3 separate regions of the Homo sapiens genome follow, and all the other regions are linked to region 3. A link is a loop called in an ENCODE intact Hi-C map of the cell type or tissue named here. Cell type or tissue: endothelial cell of umbilical vein. All regions are shown on one strand. Links, peaks and the distances in the headings refer to the core of each region. The heading gives the core; the rest is flanking DNA. Region 1 overlaps ARHGAP29-AS1 (ARHGAP29 antisense RNA 1). Region 2 overlaps ABCA4 (ATP binding cassette subfamily A member 4). Region 3 holds the start of LOC105378858 (a long non-coding RNA gene).

What was found. A loop is a pair of places that touch in the nucleus more often than their neighbours do. Peaks named below come from ENCODE experiments on the same cell type or tissue, not always from the same donor. Only the 100,000 strongest peaks of a DNase experiment are listed, where the experiment ranks them.
Region 1: it touches region 3 in a loop (3-fold over the local background); 4 of 110 quality-filtered maps call a loop at or near these places.
Region 2: a loop joins it to region 3, with 4 times the contacts of the local background. A loop is called at or near these places in 4 of 110 quality-filtered maps.

What each region holds. Positions count from the first base shown.
Region 1 is chr1:94,326,849-94,333,146 of GRCh38, forward strand. The region is part of intron 2 of ARHGAP29-AS1 (ARHGAP29 antisense RNA 1); the gene reads left to right. Among named protein-coding and RNA genes, the nearest start is that of ARHGAP29-AS1, 82 kb to the left of the region's middle. RefSeq lists an enhancer at 471-982. In endothelial cell of umbilical vein, for the core only: CTCF peaks have their summits at 3,292 and 3,500; DNase peaks (open chromatin) are centred at 583 and 3,263; H3K27ac peaks cover 1,686 bases.
Region 2 is chr1:94,041,872-94,048,169 of GRCh38, forward strand. It overlaps ABCA4 (ATP binding cassette subfamily A member 4), which reads right to left. Exons shown (of 50, transcript NM_000350.3): 19 at 5,048-5,222; 20 at 2,742-2,873; 21 at 1,465-1,604; 22 at 890-1,027. Among named protein-coding and RNA genes, the nearest start is that of ABCA4, 76 kb to the right of the region's middle. RefSeq lists an enhancer at 2,487-2,987. In endothelial cell of umbilical vein, for the core only: CTCF peaks have their summits at 3,859 (motif pointing right) and 4,060 (motif pointing right); DNase peaks (open chromatin) are centred at 2,670 and 3,910; H3K27ac peaks cover 3,393 bases.
Region 3 is chr1:94,157,512-94,163,809 of GRCh38, forward strand. It overlaps LOC105378858 (a long non-coding RNA gene), which reads right to left and starts at 4,217. Exons shown (of 4, transcript XR_947605.4): 1 at 4,187-4,217. In endothelial cell of umbilical vein, for the core only: no CTCF peak of the experiment used is centred there; a DNase peak (open chromatin) is centred at 3,490; H3K27ac peaks cover 236 bases.

The DNA of each region.
Region 1 (6,298 bases), core at 361-5,360, 170 kb after region 3:
AAATTGATGAGTCTGTGCATTTGATGGGATTCCTAGGTCAGCACCATGTCGTGAAGACATTTTCTGAGATAGTGAGTTTGCTCAAAATGTCACTCCAACTTTTAAAGCATGGAGAAAATTGCTTGTCAGTGAATGTACCACTCAGAGCAAAATAGAATTTTTATTGCTAGATTTCCTTTCAAAGTTAAAAATAAGGATAAACAGAGCCAAACGGCTGTTTGGGGGAATGTAGTGATCTGGGGAAGAGAATGATGGCATATCGTTGGAGCTTCCAGCTTTGCTAGTGGAACTCATTGGAATGTCCATGAAAATCACCACAGAGTTCAGACATAGTTCTTAACTGGCAAAACTGTCCTAAAATGACTGGACTCTGATGCAGCTGCCTTGGGAGAAGTGGGAGAAATAACAGTCCCACTTCAGCGATCTGCAAACTAAGGTACAGTGGAAATTGAGCGGTCGGGCAAGGGTCACCAAAACTCAGTGGTGAGCGGGAGACAGGCCCAAAGAGCTGAGGAAGTGTAAACTCCAGTGATAAGGCGATAACTTGAGGAAATTAAAACCCCGTAGTGTGGGAAAGAACAATTAGCCAAGACAGAGGGGCAGGAAGGAATACAGAATGAATTACAATCAGAGGAAACTAGCCAGCAACAAAAGAGATGAACTGGCGGGGGCGGGGCGAGAGGGACGGGAGAAGTGACTTAAGAATGCTGGCTTCTCTGGGTTCCATCACCGCCTTCTTGTTAGGTCGCCGTCGCTGCGATCATGATTTAACCCCTTCATGCCTCGGAGTGTCTAGCTCCAAGGCAGCTATCTTTATCCATGAAGTTCTTTGAGATTGTGCCACGAATATGATGAATTCCAGATAAGAATGACTGCATCATTAGTTTAGAAAAAGTTACCCCCGCCCCTCCAAAAAAGACAGAAGTTTAAGCTTATATAGATTAGCAAAATATTTCCATCAGAAACATAAGAAGGAACATGTAAAACACAAGTATCAGCAAATGCAGATGTTTTCAGACCAAGAAGAAAGTGTTCATGAAAATGAAATATTTTAAAGGAAAACATGTAAAAGTGTTTCAAACTGATTTTGATGACTATCAGGATGACCTAAGGGGATGAAATGTCCTATAACTAGTAGGAAATGATAGAAAAAAAGTATGATTGTTTTATGAAAATAATAATTTGCTTATTTTAAGTCAATGAGTTTGTCACACATGATTATGGGCACGAGAGAAGATATGCTATGAGCCCAAAATTAAATTGTCTTTTACTTCAATCCTAAAAATCAGCAGGCAGAAAGCTAAGAGGAAGCTCTTCTTTAATCAACCAAGATGCTAAAATCATGGAGAGAAAGGCAAAAAAGATAGACCACAGTAGCTAAGTCATTCAAAAGAAGGGGGAGAGTTGATTATGTAGAATGAAGTGGAATGAAGATGCTAAGTAGGAGTAGAAAAACATGATACTATAACAAAGGGTTGATTGAGCAAACAAAGTGGGTAATAAGGCAAATTAAACATTCTTATAAATCCTGTGTCCAGGAAATGAATTAACTGCTCAGACTAATAAATGAAGAAGCATCACACAGAAGATAATGATTAAATGTCACCATGGGAAAACAGAAGGTTCCCGGTTTATAAAACCAGCACGCTTAAAAAGAAGAAAAGGGTGGGGGCATTTGAAACAATACTAAGAGGCTTTAAAAGTGAACTGAAAAAAAAATGTAAAGTAGACAGTGATGGAAGGACAGCCTTAGAAGACACCTCAATGATACAAGATTCTTTAAATATCTTAAAGGGATTGTGGGTAAGGAGGAGCATCCAGGAAATTGAAACATTAAACTTGGGTTTATTTTAATTTATTTTACTTTAATTTTTTGGTCTTGCCTTCATGAGGCCAATAAATGTACCAGAAATGGAAACAGTATCAGAGAGTGATAAATTAAGAACAATGAGGAATTCGCTTCCAATAAATTAAGTAACTCAAGAAAAGACAACTCCTGAGTGGGAAGAAAAAGCTGCAGAGATTAATACTGCCTTCATGCAGCATTTGGATGGCTCCTAGGAATCATAAAGATACCTGGGGAAATCAGAGCCAAGTAAATCTAGTACCTTTCAAAAAAAAATGGACTACGGAGGAAGCAGAAAAATGCTAGCCTTGCAACTCGGGAGCAATTGAAATATTTAAAGTATAGATAAAGCAACCAAGGTGGAATTACCAAATACCTAGAAATATATGAGTTCAGCAGACAAAACAATCAAATTTTAGGGAAAGTGACCTCCGGAATAAAATCCTTATAGAAGTTTTCAGGCTTTTGAATTTTGGCCACTATACTACAGTTTATAGAGAAGATGAATAAATGGACATCTATTAGCAACATCATGATATTCTGCAAATGGCATTTGTTAACTAACATCATAGAATACAGATTGATAAGGAGGAATTGGAAGAGATTAAACAGTCCTCTCCCCCTGGAGGTGCTGACATCAGCATAGATACAAAAGTATCCATAAGCGTAGGCATCCAATGACCGGAAAGCTAGTGGCATCTGTCACACATGCATTGTACAATTGCAATGCATTGTATGCGTGAGCAAGAGCATCTCAATCTCAGATTCATTTAAACAAATAAGTCATCACAGAAATAGTACCTATGAAGAAATCCTTGAAGAGGTTTTGGAATGAATGGTTTGCTGGGCAGGCAGGATATTTCTGATACAAGAAGAGCCTCTGAGAAGGCCCACAGCCAGGAGTGGGAAATAGGGCTGAGGAATCATGAACAGGGCTGACAGAGCATAATATTCGTAAGAAGTGATGGGAAAGATTAGGTAGCCTATAGTAGGAGACAGATTTGAGCATGGGCTTTGGAGTGAGACAACCTGGTTTGAAGCCTAGCTCCATAGTGGTATAATCTCTCCCCCACCCCCACCCCCACCCTGACCTCTGTGTGCTTTGGTCTCTTCATCTCAAAATTGGAATTTTAATATACTTACCTTAAGGATTGTGCTAAGAGTTAAGTGAGATGTTCTGTGTTCAAGCACCTAGAAAAAATAAGAACTCCAATATTAGCTATTGCTGTGAGTGAATTGTAGTCAGTCCACAGATGATAACACTCGCCTTCCTCATTTCCTTGGGGTCATCTCTTTTGACTTTCTGCTGCCTTTTCAAAACTTTTACACTGTCTAAGGACAACAGCCCTACCTGGCTCTCTCACTCTAAGAGATGGTGGGAAGGACAGTTTCACTCTCGATTTCCCTGTTCTCCCCTCAAAACACACTCTTTCTTCTTAGCCCCCTCTGCTGTTTCTGAGAACACAGTGCCCCATTTCTTTCCAAAGCTAAAACCTCTCTGGCAACAGAGAACCCGACTGTTATGGATTCAGCAGTTGACGGTTGACCTCCAGCAGGTTGGTGCTCCATCAGTAAGCCCATTCCTCTCTCCCAGCTGCAGTAACTCCTTCCTGTCAGCCTCCAGCCCTGCTCAAGTCTTCTCTGGCTCTGTGCATTTCTTCCTCCAATGTGCAGAGCCAACACCACCCACTTCTTTCCTTCCCTGCATAAATGAAACTCCCCTCTCTCTGATTTTTACTCCCCCTTCCTCTGCTGAAGCAGCTGGTTTGATGGCCACCAAAGGAGAAAGTTTTTCTCCATCTTATTCTATTCTAGTTTTTTGTGATTCTGTGTTACCTCTATTGACAGATTGTTTTCTCTTTTCTGATGGTTTCTTTATAGTCTTCTTTTGCTTTGCTCAGGTTGTTCCTGTAAGTATCTCCAGGGATTCTAGACTTGGCTTGTTCAGTTTCTCACACTGTACTGAACAACCTCATGTAAACCTTCAAGCCCATGATTTATCATTTCGTTGTTATTGTTGTTGTTTTTGAGACAGAGTCTCACCCTGTTGCCCAGGCTAGAGTGCAGTGGCCCGATGAAGGTTCACTACAGCCTCGACCTCCTGGGTTCAAATGATTCTCTACCCTCAGCATCCCAAGTAGCTGGAACTACAAACACACGCCACCATGACTGGCTAGTTTATTTATTTTTCTGTGGAGACAGGCTCTCACTATGTTGCCCAGGCTGGTCCTGAACTCCTGGCCTCAACTGACCCTCCTGCCTTTGCCTTCCAAAGTGTTAGAATTACAGGCAAAAGCCAGTGCACATGGCCATTATTTATCATCTCTCTGCAGGTCATTCCTTGACTATCCTTCTGAGGCTGGAATTTCCAATTGCTTTTTGAAATTCTCACACCATTGCCTTTTCATTCATTTATTCATCCACTCAAAAATATTTATTGAGTGCTACCGAAACATGTTTAAAACTATCTACTTAAATAAAATAAAAAATAAAAAAATAAAAAAAAAAACTATCTAATTATCTCTCTCCATCCCCACTCTCATCTGCATTTTGTCCTGCCTTTTCTCTGGGTAAATGATATCCTTTTCTTAGGAGCAGAAGCTAATTTTATTTCTTTGTAATCTCCCAAAGTGACCTAGTATAGTTTCTAGAACTAAATGGGACTCTATAAATACTGTTGAATTATATTGAGCTGAAATCATACATGAAGTGATAGACAGTTATGAGAAGGACCTTAGAGGACACACATCTATTCATTCTTTGGCAAAAACACAAATAGACTCAGTTATCAATTAATACCTCTCTTGCACTAATTTTACTTTTAGCATTAAGATTCTAAAATTCTATACAAGTAGTGCAGAAAATTTATGTAATAGGCCTAAAAACATTAATTTTAAAGACGGAAATAGAATTGTTCATAGAGAGGACTATCCTTTGTCTAGCAAAAGACCTTGGATATGAAAGATGAAATCTCCAAAGCTAACTTAATTTGTATAAGAAATGTATCAAGAATTGAAAGCTATTACATGCCTGTAATCCCAGCACTTTGGGAGGCCAGGTCGGGCAGATCACTTGAGACCAGGAGGAATTTGAGACCAGCTGGCCAACATGGTGAAACCCCATTTCCACTAAAAATACAAAAGTTAGCCATATATGTTGGCGCATGCCTATAATCCCAGTTACTCTGGAGTCTGAGGCATGAGAATCGCTTGAACCCAGGAGGAAGAGGTTGCAGTGAGCAAAGATCATGCTACTGTACTCTAGCCTGGGTGACAGAGGGAGACCTTGTCTCTAAAAATAAAAAAAGAAAAAAGAATTGAAGTCTGAATAAAAAAGAATGAGATTATGTCCTCTGCAGAAACATGGAGCTGGAAACCATCATCCTCAGCAAACTAATGCAGGAACAGAAAACCAATCCTACATGTTGTCACTTATAAGTAGGAGCTAAATGATGAGAACTCGGACACAAAGAAGGGAACAGCAGACACTGGGCCTGCCTGAGGGTGGATGGTGGGAGGAGGGAGAAGATAAAAAAAATTATTAAGGCCGGCTGCAGTGGCTAACGCCTGTAATCTCAGCACTTTGGGAGGCCGAGGCGGGCAGATCACAAGGTCAAGAGATTGAGACCATCCTGGCCAACATGGTGAAACCCTGTCTTTACTAAAAATACAAAAATTAGCTGGGCGTGGTGGTGCATGCCTGTAGTCCCAGCTACTCAGGAGGCTGAGGCAGGAGAATCGCTTAAACCTGGGAGGCAGAAGTTGCAGTGAGCCAAGATCATGTCACTGCACTTCAGCCTGGCGACAGAGGGAGACTCCGTCTCAAAAAAAAAAAAAAAATTATTATTGGGTACTAGGCTTAGTACCTGGGTGACAAAATAATCTGTACAACAAACCCCCATGTCATAAGTTTCCCTATATAACAAACCTGCACTTGTACCCCTTAACCTAAAATAAAAGTAAAAAAAAAAAAAAAAAGAATTGAAGGCTGAAAGCCAGAAGGGAAGTGAGAAAGAGGAGCTCAGGGCAGTGAAATGAAGTGGAAATGTTGTCAGGGAACTCTACATATAAGGGGTTAAGAGTGACCAGGTGAGTTTTAAACACAGGGATGTCCCATATTTGGTTTTAAGTTATTGGCTGTGCAGTGTTGTAATTGGATGTAACTCCCATCCTATATCAAATTATGTTTACATAATTAAGAGAGTCCACTAAAGTGATTTTTCCTGAGCAAAGAAAGTCTGCTCTGTGTTCTGATATACATTTTTAAGCACCTCTCACTCATCATCCAAAAGTGTCAGCTGGGTTCCACCTACTAATGACCAGTTATTCTATGAGATGATCTGAAAGATTATAGAATGGCTAATAAAGGGAGTAGCAAAAGCCTGTCACACAATGAATACTTGAAGAGCTACCAGGCGTCTGTTTGACAGAGGGGATTGCCCTGCATGGCCAT
Region 2 (6,298 bases), core at 754-5,753, 120 kb before region 3:
GATCACCTGAGGTCGGGAGATCGAGACCATCCTGGCTAACACGGTGAAACCCCGTCTCTACTAAAAATACAAAAACAATTAGCTAGGCGTGGTGGCGGGCACCTGTAGTCCCAGCTACTCAGGAGGCTGAGGCAGGAGAATGGCTCGAACCCAGGAGGCGGAGCTTGCAGTGAGTGGAGATTGCGCCACTGCACTCCAGCCTGCGCGACAGAGCGAGATTCTGTCTCAAAAAAAAAAAAAAAAAAAAAAGAAAAGAAAGAAAGAAAATAGCAATGAGGATTTCAGGATGACAAACCCTCAGAGAAAGGCACGGGGCAACGCTGTGTGAGTAGAGCAAGGGGGAAAGCTCTGGCTTGACCACGGGGTTGAACCGTGCTGTTACCTCTATGGGCACTCAGCTCTGCTTGCTGTCTCTTCTGATCTGAGCCCCTTGTCTGAGAGGTGCCATGACAGAGGAGCCACTTCCATCTGTGGCCACCCTCTGGAGCACTGAATGCCCAGCAGGTCACCCTCACACTGGTCCTGAGTGGTCATCTGACAGCTATGGAGCTTCTAGGTATGTTTGCAGGTGACCTGGGTCCCCATGGTCAGAGAAGACATTCACCTAGAGTAGCATCCATTATTCCAGACAGAAGGGCTGCAGGTCAAGAGAATTTTCTAAAATATTTTGGGAAGTAGGTTGCATCATCAGTGATTCTCTGTTTATATTTGTAAAAACCTCAGGAGGCTTTAGCTGGAACTTAGATTCACCAAGTCACTGATAAACCCCCTTCTGAGTGTAGTCATTGTGGTTCCTGTACTCAGCTACAAAATGGCAGGTGAGAGAGTGGGGACCACAGCTAGGGCTGCAGTGAGAGCCCAGCCCAGGAGACTGAGCAGCAGCTGTTACCTGAGCGATACTTCAGGAGCAGATCCCAGATTGAGCGTCTCGAGTAAGGGTCCACCCCAGAGGTGGGTTCGTCCAGAATCACCACCTTGGCATCTCCCACAAAGGCAATGGCAACCGACAGCTTTCTCTGCATGCCACCTGGAGGCACAAGAAGGACGGGAGAGTTAAGGGGCTGTGGAGGGTGAGGAAGAGAAAGGCCCAGGGCAAGTGGCATTGTGGGGGTACCTTAACCCAGCAGTGGTTTGGTGCTGCCTCTTAGATGTTTATAGCGTTCAAAGCCCTAATACTGTTCAGGCTTTGTAAATGCAGAAAGGGCAACCCTCACCTCCTCGGATCAGACCCTTTGAAGACTGTTCAAGCACATCAATCTCAGGACAAATAAAACCCAGGCTGCTGTGAGACAGTGCTCTGCAGGGAAAATGATCTGGGGGCTGCTCTTAGATTTTTGGTGTAACTTCACAGAGGTGTTCCCACCCTTAGAAGCTCTCCTGCTCCAAGCCTCCCCTGCCTCCTGGGTGCACTGGGGAGCCATGGATTTGCCATCTGTGGCCCTGTCTCCATCCAGCTCTGAGCACCTGATAGGTCCTGAGCCTCTTCATTCCGCTTGTGGTGGAGGCCTGTGTCCTCCAACATGGCTTCCATCTCCAGCTGGGCCTCCTCCTGGGACTTTCCTTTCAGCTGGGCATAGAACAGCATGTGCTCAGCCACCGTGAGGCTAGGAGGATGGGACAACGAGAAAAGCAGTGGCTTAGCACTTCCACTTCCAGCAGCTGATCTTACAGAAATAATTGAGGACAAGTATTCTTGATTTGGCAATCAAGATGCTCACTGTGGTGGTGTTTATGATACAATACAAAAATAGCAGACCCTGCTTAAATATCTAATAAGAGGATGGCTTACATAGTTCATGCATACAATGGAATAATCTGTAAACATTAAATATTATTTTATAGAAGAATATGTAATGACATGAAAGATGTTCCTGATATCTTATGTTTAAAAAAGCAATCCTTTTTTTTGAAAAAAAAGTCAGGTTATAAAATTGTATGCATAGTTTTACTATTCTTTATCATTTTGAAGTATATGTGTTTATCTATCTATACATGTATAGGAGAAAGTTCTAAAAAATTATATACCAATGTTATAACTCAGCGGTTATCTCTGAGTAGTGAAATTACAGGTGACTTTTATTTTCAATTTTTTGTTTACCTATATTTACTTCCTCCCTCCTTCCCTTTCCTTCCTCCTTCCCCTTCCCTTTTCCTCCCTCCTGTTCCCTTCCTTCTCCCCTCCCTCCCTCCCTCGCTTCCTTCTCCCCTCCCTCCCTCCCTTCTTTCCTTCCTTCCTTCCTTCCTTCCTTCCTCCCTTCCTTCCTCCCTTCCTTTTTTTTCTTTCACAATGACTATGCGTAGCTTCTTAGATAAGAAATAAAAGATATCTTATTGGGGAAAAAAAGTAACTGAAAAGCCCCCTGAAAAGTTTGCCTTTCAGGCCGTGGCTTCAACAGGAAAAAGGAACAATGGTTCTCCTGTCTTTGGTCCCAGAGAGGAAGTACTTCAGGGCTGCACAAGGGGCTCGGGGATCGATCAGCTGCTCTGTCAGAGCGAAGGCAGCCTCACCCTTCTGAGGGAGGAGCCCTCAGCTCTGAGCAGCAGAGGCAGAGTCCCATATTCTCAGGGACAATTCTCACTGCAAGTAGGACAAAGGACTTTAAACATAGGGGAAACCAAATAAGAGTCTGTATCTCTGCCTGTGCCCAGGCCTGGCACCCCTGAGCTGGGCTCTAGAGAAGTGTGCTGGGGGCAGAGGTGAGGAGAGGGGATGGGGCGGTCTCAGTTCCTGTGTCGCTTACTGGTGGAACAGGATGTTGTGCTGTGGACACATGCCAAGGCTCTGCCGGACTGCATCCAGGCTGGTTTCAATGTCCCTTCCCCCAACGAGCACAGTCCCAGAGGTTGGTGGCAACAGACCCGTCAGGATGGACCTGCAGAACACAGGCGTCAGTGGCAGAAGAGATGGCCTTTAGCAACATGCCTTAGGAGGGCCACCCCCACACCAGGTTCAGTGAGAACTCTCACAGATTCCTGCCTGGGGCTGTCAGTCAAACTCAAACCCCTATTAGCTGTGGGGCCCCCTTAGCACCAGTGTATACATCCAGGCCCTAATGCAGAGGGCCACCTCTGCCATCCTTCTCTGCTTCTACTTGTTTCATGGTGCTCCCAGGCCAACGCCGAGGGCCTTTGGGATTCCCAGCCTCAAAATGTTCACGTGCAGTCACAGGTGTCCCCAGCTCAGCCATCACGGAGCCTGGTGTTGGAGAGGATCAATAAAAGGTGTTCGGTGCATGACTCGAGGCGTTGCCTCCTGGGTGAGCAGTCATGGCTATTGAAAAGCCAGGTGTCATCATCATAAAGCCCGGGTAAGGTCTTGATGAAGGCCAGAACCCTAAGCAGTCCTAGGCATTTGCTGATTAATTGATCGAAGCCAGGCATGGGAATTACCACCACCAATATTAGCTTTGGATCCAAAACATAAAAAGCCTCAGAGCAATGGTGGGCTTTTTTTTTTTTTTTTTTTAAATGGGAACTATGACTCCCATGTCCTTAGGTTGTTGTAAGGCTTAAATGAGTTAATACACTTACAACATTAGAACAGCGCCAGCATAAAGTAAAACTCAAAAATATTATTACTGTTAGTATTAAACATTGTTTTAACCCCTGGGGGAAGTTGCATGTCAGCAGCCGATGAAGTAATGTGTTTGCCTTTGCGGAGCCCTGGGGTCCTGGAATTTGCTTCCAGCTCTCTGACCATATCAGTTAGCATGGAGAGAAAGCAGATGGATGCAGGGCCGCCACACCCAGCTCTGTCCCTGAGTTCTGATACCATCTCAGGCTATCTGAACTTGTCCTGATGGAGAAGCCGAAATCTCCGCGATCAACCACTAGAGGGAAACAGAACCAATTAGAATGGCACCGGCCCCACATTCCATTCACACTGAACCGCCCTAGAGAACATTCCATCACAGGGTGTACACGCTGTTGTTCCTTCCTGGGGCTCTCCAAAGGACTTGAAGACTGTGTCACGTGGGTTCGCTGCCCCCTGCGAGGTCCGTGTCTGCTGCTCCTTGGGAAACCATGGCGGGCCGTGTTCTCCTCTCAGCAGATGGCGCTCGGGTCCCTTGGAGGAGAGTGGGGCGCCTGCGGAGCTGAGAGATCCGCGCAGAGCCCCTTTGCCTTCCCTGCCCTGACCTTCTGTTACCAGGCGGTTACTCCACAAGCCCCTCTAGAGACTGATTCTTTTTTCACTTTCTCCAGAACGACCACTAACCCTCATCAGCTGATGTTGAAGCCTGCCTAATGATTGGTAGGAAAAGGAATGTTCCTTGAAAATAGCAGGACTCGGCCTGGTGCGGTCGCTCACGCCTGTAATCCCAGCACTTTGGGAAGCTGAGGCGGGCAGATCACCTGAGGTCAGGAGTTCGAGACCAGCCTGGCCAACATGGTGAAACCCTGTCTGTACTAAAAAAAAAAAAAAAAAAAAAAAATACAAAAATTAGCTGGGCATGGTGGTATGCACCTGTAGTCCCACCTACTTGGGAGGCTGAGGTGGGAGAATCGCTTGATCCTGGGAGGCGGAGGTTGCAGTGAGCCAAGATCGCACCACTGCCCTCCAGCATGGGTAATGGTTACTATCTCAAAAAAAAAAAAAAAAAAAAAGAAAAGAAAAGAGAAAGGAAATAGGAGGACTCTATAGCTTCCATGCACATGATGACAGTGGCCATGACTTGATCACCACCATGGACTGTTGAGATGGGGGGAAAGACTCAAGGTGTGAGAAACAAGAGGCAACTGTGGTGCCTGGCTTTTGCCCCCGCTGAGCCATGACAACTTGGTGGCTTCAGGAAAGTCACTTCAACTCTCTGAATGAATGTCCACTTCCCCGGCACACAAAAGGGGCAATAAACGTATTCTACCTCCCCATCAAGAGAATACATATTAGTGATCTTTGAATACTGCAGAAAGCTTTTACACATTTTTGGGGCCGCAAATATTTGTCACTAAAATTTGTGGGAAAGAGTAGACAGCCGCTGATAGGGAAAGACTAAGCCAGGAAATGACAGGCTAGCATGGCAGCCAGCTTCTCTGCTGGAAGACTCACAAGGTGGTGGTTTTCCCAGCTCCATTGTGGCCCAGGAATGCGGTGATCTGGTTCTCGTAGAAGGTGATGTTCAGACGGTCCACAGCTGGCCGGCCACAGGGCTCAAAAATCTTTACCAGATTCTTCACGCATACCCCAGGAACCCACCCTGGATGCTCACGTTCAAAGAAGGAGTCTTGGAGGAAAAAAAATGAACATGATGTAAACATAATGCCTAATTACATGGCCCCAGGGCTCTGTCTCCAGGCCCTTGTATTCTGCCTATAACGTCACCTGCCCCTGTGGCTTCGGCTATCACCGTTGCAAGGAAGACTCCAGAATAATAATAGTAATACTAGCATCAAACGTTTATACAGCACCTCCTATATGCCAGGCACTGCTTCGACTGCTTTACACAAATTACCTCAATGTACTCTTACAATGGTCCTAAGGGGTAGACATTTATTAGGCTCATTTCCATAGTCCAGGAAACCTTAGACACAGAGACATCAAGCGTCCTATTAAGGACACATAGGCATGAGTGGCAGAGTTGGGATTTGAACCCAGAGCCCATGCTTGTCAGAATGCACTCACTGTCTATAGGGAGAGTTGGCCCCAAGCTCAACCTTGGTCCTAGGCCCTCATTGCCAACAGTCCACGGGGCATTTCCTCATGAATTTCTGGAAGCGGCTTAGGTTCTTCATCTTCCCAAAACAACATCTGCCTTCAGATTCTCCCATGACCTTTTCTGGACCGCCATTCTCTTAGTCACCTTGGCTTGAATCTTTGAGTTGACTTTGACTAAGGCTTCTTGCTCCTCAGAACTCCCAGGTTTTCCAATAGGTGGGTAGGGCAGTCCACGCTTCCTCATCACCATCCCTCAAACCCCACTCCCCTCCTTCTTCCTCCCATGCCCCCTCCAGTGCAGACCCTCACCGAGTGCTCTCACTTCTCCCTGACCTCCCATCTATCCCTGCTTCATTTCACCCTATATGGCACAGCTTAATTTGTCATCTTAATACTGTAGCTCTAAGCATTTCTTTCCCTAGGGGGAAAAAGTCCACTGTTTCTTCTATCCGTGCCTCCTGGCCTTGCCTGCAACTGAGGTGGAACCAGTCCCCAGCCTCCTGATTTGGCTTAGACTTTCCACTGTGGGAGGAGGATCTTGCCAGAGGCATGGTGTACTGCAGTCTAACTCTGGGAGGGGCTGCAGGTCTCTGGCTTTAGTTTTATGAAATGGCCCCTGGGGTGGGCTGGAGGGATAAAGGCCAG
Region 3 (6,298 bases), core at 676-5,675:
TTGGGAGAGAACTGCCATCTTTATAATACTGAACCTTTCAATCTACACAAATGATATATTATTCTATTTGGTTATTTAATTTTTGCCAAAAATATTTTGTGTATTTCAGATGTACATCTCTACGTTATCTCTCCTTAGATTTCCTAAGTATTTGATGTTTTGATGTTATTTTAAATAATATCATTTCATAAATTCCATTTCCTGTTTGGTGTTAATATATAAGTGACTTGTGAATACTGAATTTTAAGCATTTTTTTTTCTAAATTCACCTCCAATTCAAATTCTAATAGGTTATAAATGCTTTTAAATTTTCCATGTAATAATTATATTATTTGCAAACAATGACTATTTCACTTCTTCTTTTCCAATCTTTATGCCTTTCATTTCTTTTTCTTGCCTTATTTTATGGCTAGAATCTCTAGTACAATGTTGACTAGAAGTTGTAATTGTAGGTATTCTTGTGTGATTCCCAATCTCAGGGCCAAACCTTTAAATATTTTACCACTAAATAGTCTCCTGAAGAGTGTTTCTCTATCAGTTTAGGGAAGTCATATCTACAGTTTGCTAAGTGTATTTTTAAAAATCATACATAGCTGTTGAATTTTATAAAATCTTTTTTTAAATTTGCATTTATTTATTGAGATAGCTATACTTTTCTCCTTTTAAGAAAATTAATGTGGTAAATTATGTTGACTGATTTTTCAAATGTTAAACCACTTTTGCACACACAAAAAAGTCACCCACTTGGTAGTAATATACGGTTCTTTTAATATACTGAGAGTTGCTTTTCTGTATATTGTGATGTCTTTGTCAGGTTTTGGCATCAAGGTGAGGATGAACTTTTAGAGTCTGGAAGTATTCTCTTTTTTTATTTACTGGAAGAATTTGCTTAAGATTGGGGTAATGTGTTCCTTAAATGTTTGAAAGGATTCACTGGTGAGGCTTTACATTTTCCTTGTGGAAATGTCTTAAATAACTGATTCAATTTCCACTAGTAGATGGGGACTCTCCAGATTTTTTGTCAGTTTATTTTGTCCTTAATTTTGTTCTTATTCAAATTTTCAAATTGGTGTTAAGTTGTTCATTATATCATCATATCTTTCAATGTTTGTAGAGTCTCTAGTAATATTTTTTTCATTCCTGATGTTATTTTTCCTCTTCTTTGATTGATTAGTTTTACTGGGGGTTTATCAATTTTCTTAACCTTTTCAAAGAGTCAGTCCTTAGCTTTATTATTTTTCTTTAATTTTGTTTTGTTTTACTGGTTTCCGGGTTTCACCATGTTGGCCAGGTTGGTCTCGAACTCCTGACCTCAGGTGATCCACCCACCTCGGCCTCCCAAAGAGCTGGTATTACAGGCGTGAGCCACCACGCCCAGCCTCTTCTTGCTTCTTAAGATAAAGTTTAATTGATTTTAACCTTTCAACCTTCCAAGACATGTAGTGAAGGCTAAGAATCTCTCTCCAGGCATTGCTTTAGCTGCAGCCAATTTTTGATATGGCACGTCTTCACTACTGTTCAGTTTGAAATATTTTCTAGTGTCTGTTATTTCTTCTTTGATCCACAGATCATTTAGAAGTGTGTTCTGTTTAATCTCCAGGCAGTTGAGGATTTTTCTAGTTATCTTTTGTTACTGATTTCCAGCATAATTTCCCTAAGGTCAGAGAGCATATTTTGAATAATTTCAACCCTCTGAAATGTTTTGAGGCTTTCTGTATGGCCTGCTTATTGTCAATTTTGGTAAAATTTAAATATGAGCTTAAATGAGATATGAATTTTGTCACGGTTGACAGTGTTCTCTGTATGTCAGTTAGGTTAAGTTTGTTAACTGTGGTCTTGATTTTATTTTTGTCTCTTCAGAGGTGTGTTAAAGCAACCCTTATGATTATGGACTTGTCCATTTTTCCTTTTAGCTGTCTATTTTTGCCTTATATATTTTGAAATGATCTTATTTTGAATTTTGAAATCTTCTTCGTGGATTGACTTCTTTATCATTATGGAATATCTCTCTTTATCTCCAGTAATCCTCCTTGACTTAAAATCTGTGTTATCTGACATTAGTATGGCTATACCAGTTTTTTCATTGGTTCCAAGGTGTATCCTTTTCAATCCTTGCACTTCCTGTGCACCTTTATTTAAGGCGTGTCTGTTCTAGACAGGATGTAGGTAGATTTTGTTTTTTTCCTAGTCCAACAACAGTAGGTTAGTACTCAGAATGTTTGGTCAATTTTCATTTAATGTGATTACTAATTTAAGCAGGTTTATATCTACCATCCTACTATTTACTTTCTATTTAACCCACTGTTTCATTTATCCTTTTTTCTTCAATCTTGCCTTTCTTTGAATTACCCTAGTATTCTATTTTCCCGTCTTTTAACTTCTTTTTGATGTTACAAAACACATCTTGATAAATTTAATACAAATTATTGCTTTTACCACTTTCTTGATAGTGCTAGAACTTTATAATACTTTAACTCCAGCTTTTTGCCTTTTCCATTATGGCTGTCATGCATTTTAATTCTGCATAAATTTTATACTTCTCAATATTAGTATTGTTTTGTAACAGTTGATGTTCATTATATTTACCTTTTCTAGAGGTCGTCATCCTTTTCTTTCTTTCTGTTTTTTTTTTTTTTTTTTTGAGTTTTGCTCTTGTTGCCCAGGCTGAAATGCAATGGCATGATCTTGGCTCACTGCAACCTCCACCTCCTGGGTTCAAGCGATTCTCCTGCCTCAGCCTCCCAAGTAGCTGGGATTACAGGCATGCACCATCACGCCCAGCTAATTTTGCATTCATCCTTTTCTTCATTTCTGTATTTCCATCTGGGATTACTTTCCTTCTATCTAATGACCTCCCATCAGAATTTCAATTAATGTAAGGCTGTTGGTAACTAATTCTCCTTTCTGTCTGAAAACATCTGTATTTCACCTAAATTTCTGAAGGATATTTTTACTCTAGATAGAATTCTTTTCCCCCCCAGCACTCTAGAGAGGTCTCCTAGGTAATGGGGTTTAAATGCCTCCTTGCTGACATTCATAACAGTGACATAATAAAAATACTGCAATTGCTTAATGCAGTGATTTTAGATTTTCAGCACCTAGAAACATCTCTTTCATTTTAAATTCAAAGGCATAGACTCAGGCTCAGAACTTGAAAGATTGTACAGACCATCTATCTCAATTTCCTACCTAATAATAATCCTGGTAGATGGTTACTTAGTTTTTGACTTAACGCTTCCCAGTTTTGAGGGAATTCACCAAATCAGAAGATAATGTATCTAAAAACAGTCCTAATCATAAATGGCTTCCTTCTAGAATACTAAGGTTAAACCTGCCAACCTTTACCTCCTTCTGTCCAAAGGAGCAAGGAAGCCGGGAATCCTTGTTTTCACTTACACTATTTGTCCTCAGGTTTCCATGGTAAGCATCCCTTTCTCTACGCTTCCCAACTCCACATTCACAGTGAGTCACTAATCCCTGTCAATTGCGCTTCTAAAAATAAACTGGAATTTAGGTCATCATCCCCACAGAGGGTGGCTTAATGAAGGACCTATTTCTCACGTGGATTGCTGACCCTTTTCCTGATTATGAGCAGAAGCTAAGTGATCTCCTTCAAGCTCTATTCCATATGCTTATGTCTTCAACAGCTCTCCATCACAGCACTGTTTTCTAAACTGTTCTTCTGGGACAGAGGGTGGAGGGGTGGACTTGTTAATTCTGTCATCTGCTGTGTTGTTCTCTCATTAACAAAATTTAACCTACAAAACTCACTGCAACCCAGAACTTCAGCAATTTTAGACACAAAGGTTTTAATTAAATGAATAAACTTTTATACATACACACTAAAAGTTACATTGGAGTTGGGATGTGATAACCCTTAACTTCAATTTCCTTGCAACTAGAATGAAAAAATACAGTCTGAAAGTATATGATTTATAGCAGCTCTGACCTAAAAATGAAGATGAAGGAATTTAGAAGTGATACAGAATTTATAATAAAGACACCTGAGTTGAAGTCTTACCACCCTTTCTTATTAAGTATATGACCTATAGTAAGTTATTTAACTTCTTTGAAGTCTATTTGCTTGTCTGAAAAAGGCAGTTAAGAATACCTGCTGCATTAGTCGGGGTTCTCTAGAGGGACAGAACTAATAGGATATTAGGGAGTTCATTAAGTATTAACTTACACAATCACAGGGTCCCACAATAGGATGTCTGCAAGCTGAGGAGCAAGGAGAGCCAATCTGAGTCTCAAAACTGAAGAACTTGGAGTCTGATGTTCGAGAGCAGGAAGCATCCCGCACGGGACAAAGATGTAGGCTGGGAGGCTAGGCCAATCTCTCCTTTTCACATTTTTCTGCCTGCTTTTATTTGCTGGCAGCTGATTAGATGGTGTCCACTCAGATTAAGGGTGGGTCTGCCTTTTCCAGCCCACTGACTCAAATATTAATCTCCTTTGGCAACACCCTCACAGACACAGCCAGGATCAATATTTTGTATCCTTCAATCCAATCAAGTTGACACTCAGTATTAACCATCACAAGTCTACTGCTTGTCAACTTGAACCCATACACATCTCCTGAGATCATACATAATATTCAAATAAAGACAATAACAAGGTCATAATTACAATTCACATAATACAACTATCCTTCGTACAACCGGAAATGCACCAATCCCCAACCCAAACACTATTACATAAAGTTAACACTGCTTAAATGCTGATATGAAGTCAATAAATCTTCTGTCACATGATAAAGGGAAAGGTTTTTGTTTGTTTGTTTTTGAGACGGAGTCTCGCTCTGTCGCCCAGGCTGGAGTGCAGTGGCGCGATCTCGGCTCACTGCAAGCTCCGCCTCCCGGGTTCATGCCATTCTCCTGCCTCAGAATCCTGAGTAGCTGGGACTACAGGAGCCCGCCACCATGCCTGGCTAATTTTTTTGTATTTTCAGTAGAGATGGCGTTTCGCCGTGTTAGCCAGGATGGTCTTGATCTCCTGACCTGGTGATCCGCCCGCCTCAGCCTCCCAAACTGCTGGGATTATAGGTGGGAGCCACCACACCCAGCCAAAATAAAGATATTTTCTTAGTACAAGTGCATACATTCACAAACATGTTTTTAGCAAAAGAAGGAGGAAATACTCATGACAATTACAGCCTCCCTTCTACAGCTGGTCACATGGTCATAGCTGATGACTCTTTTTCTACTACCCATTCTGTATTCTCTTTGCTTTCAGCAAGCACCTCAGCAGGTTGTGTTTTTTTCCTGGTGGAGTGACCCAAACCGTCATTCCTGAGGGGTCTGAGCCATTTGTAGTCCTGCCTGGATTGGGCTGCTGTAGTTTCCTATTGACCTTAATCACAGAGCATGGTAATACTAATGGACGCCCTAATGGATCTCCTGTGTTCCATGCATACTCTTTCTTACTTCTGTTGTGGAGTAGTAGACTGATTTCATCTTGATAGTCCAGGTCAATCACCCCAGCCAACACTGCAACTCCTTTCTTAGCCTGTTGACTTAAAGGTAGGAGGAGCCCAAAGTGTCCAGTTGGCAATCTTAACTTCCAGTTTAATGAAATTGTTGTGTCTCCTGGTGGCAGCATTCCTCCCTCTGGAACTAAGACCTCTAGGCCAGCAGAACGTAATGTCGCGGGAAGAGGAAGCAAGAATTTTGCTAGTGGGTCACTAGGGGTGATGGTGAGTGGTGCCACTTGCACTTCCACCCCTTGATTCCTGGACCCGTGAATCGTGGCTATAGGAGAAAGAGTACCATATATTGGATGCTGATTCAGAGCACACACGGCCTTCTGGAGAACTTTGCCCCAGCCCTGCAAAGTATTGTCACCTAGTTGGCATTTTAATTGTGACTTCAAAAGGCCATTCCGTCATTCTATCAATCCAGCTACTTCAGGATGATGGGGAACATGATAAGACCAGTGAATTCCAGGAGCATGAGCCCACTGCCACTCTTCTTTAGCTGTAAAGTGAGTGCCTTGGTCAGAGGCAATGCTGTGTGGAATACCATGATGGTGGGTAAGGCATTCCACGAGTTCACAGATAGTTGTCTTGGCAGAGTACTGCATGCAGGATAGGCAAACCCATATCTGGAGTAGATGTCTATTCCAGTGAGGACAAACCTCTTTCCTTTCCATGATGGAAGAGGTCCAATATAATCAACCTGCCACCAGGTAGCTTGCTGATCACCCCAAGGAATGGGGCTGATCATCGAGGGCTCAGTGTTGGTCTCTGCTGCTGGCAAATTGGGCACTCAGTAGTGGCGTAGCCAGGTCAGCCTTGGTG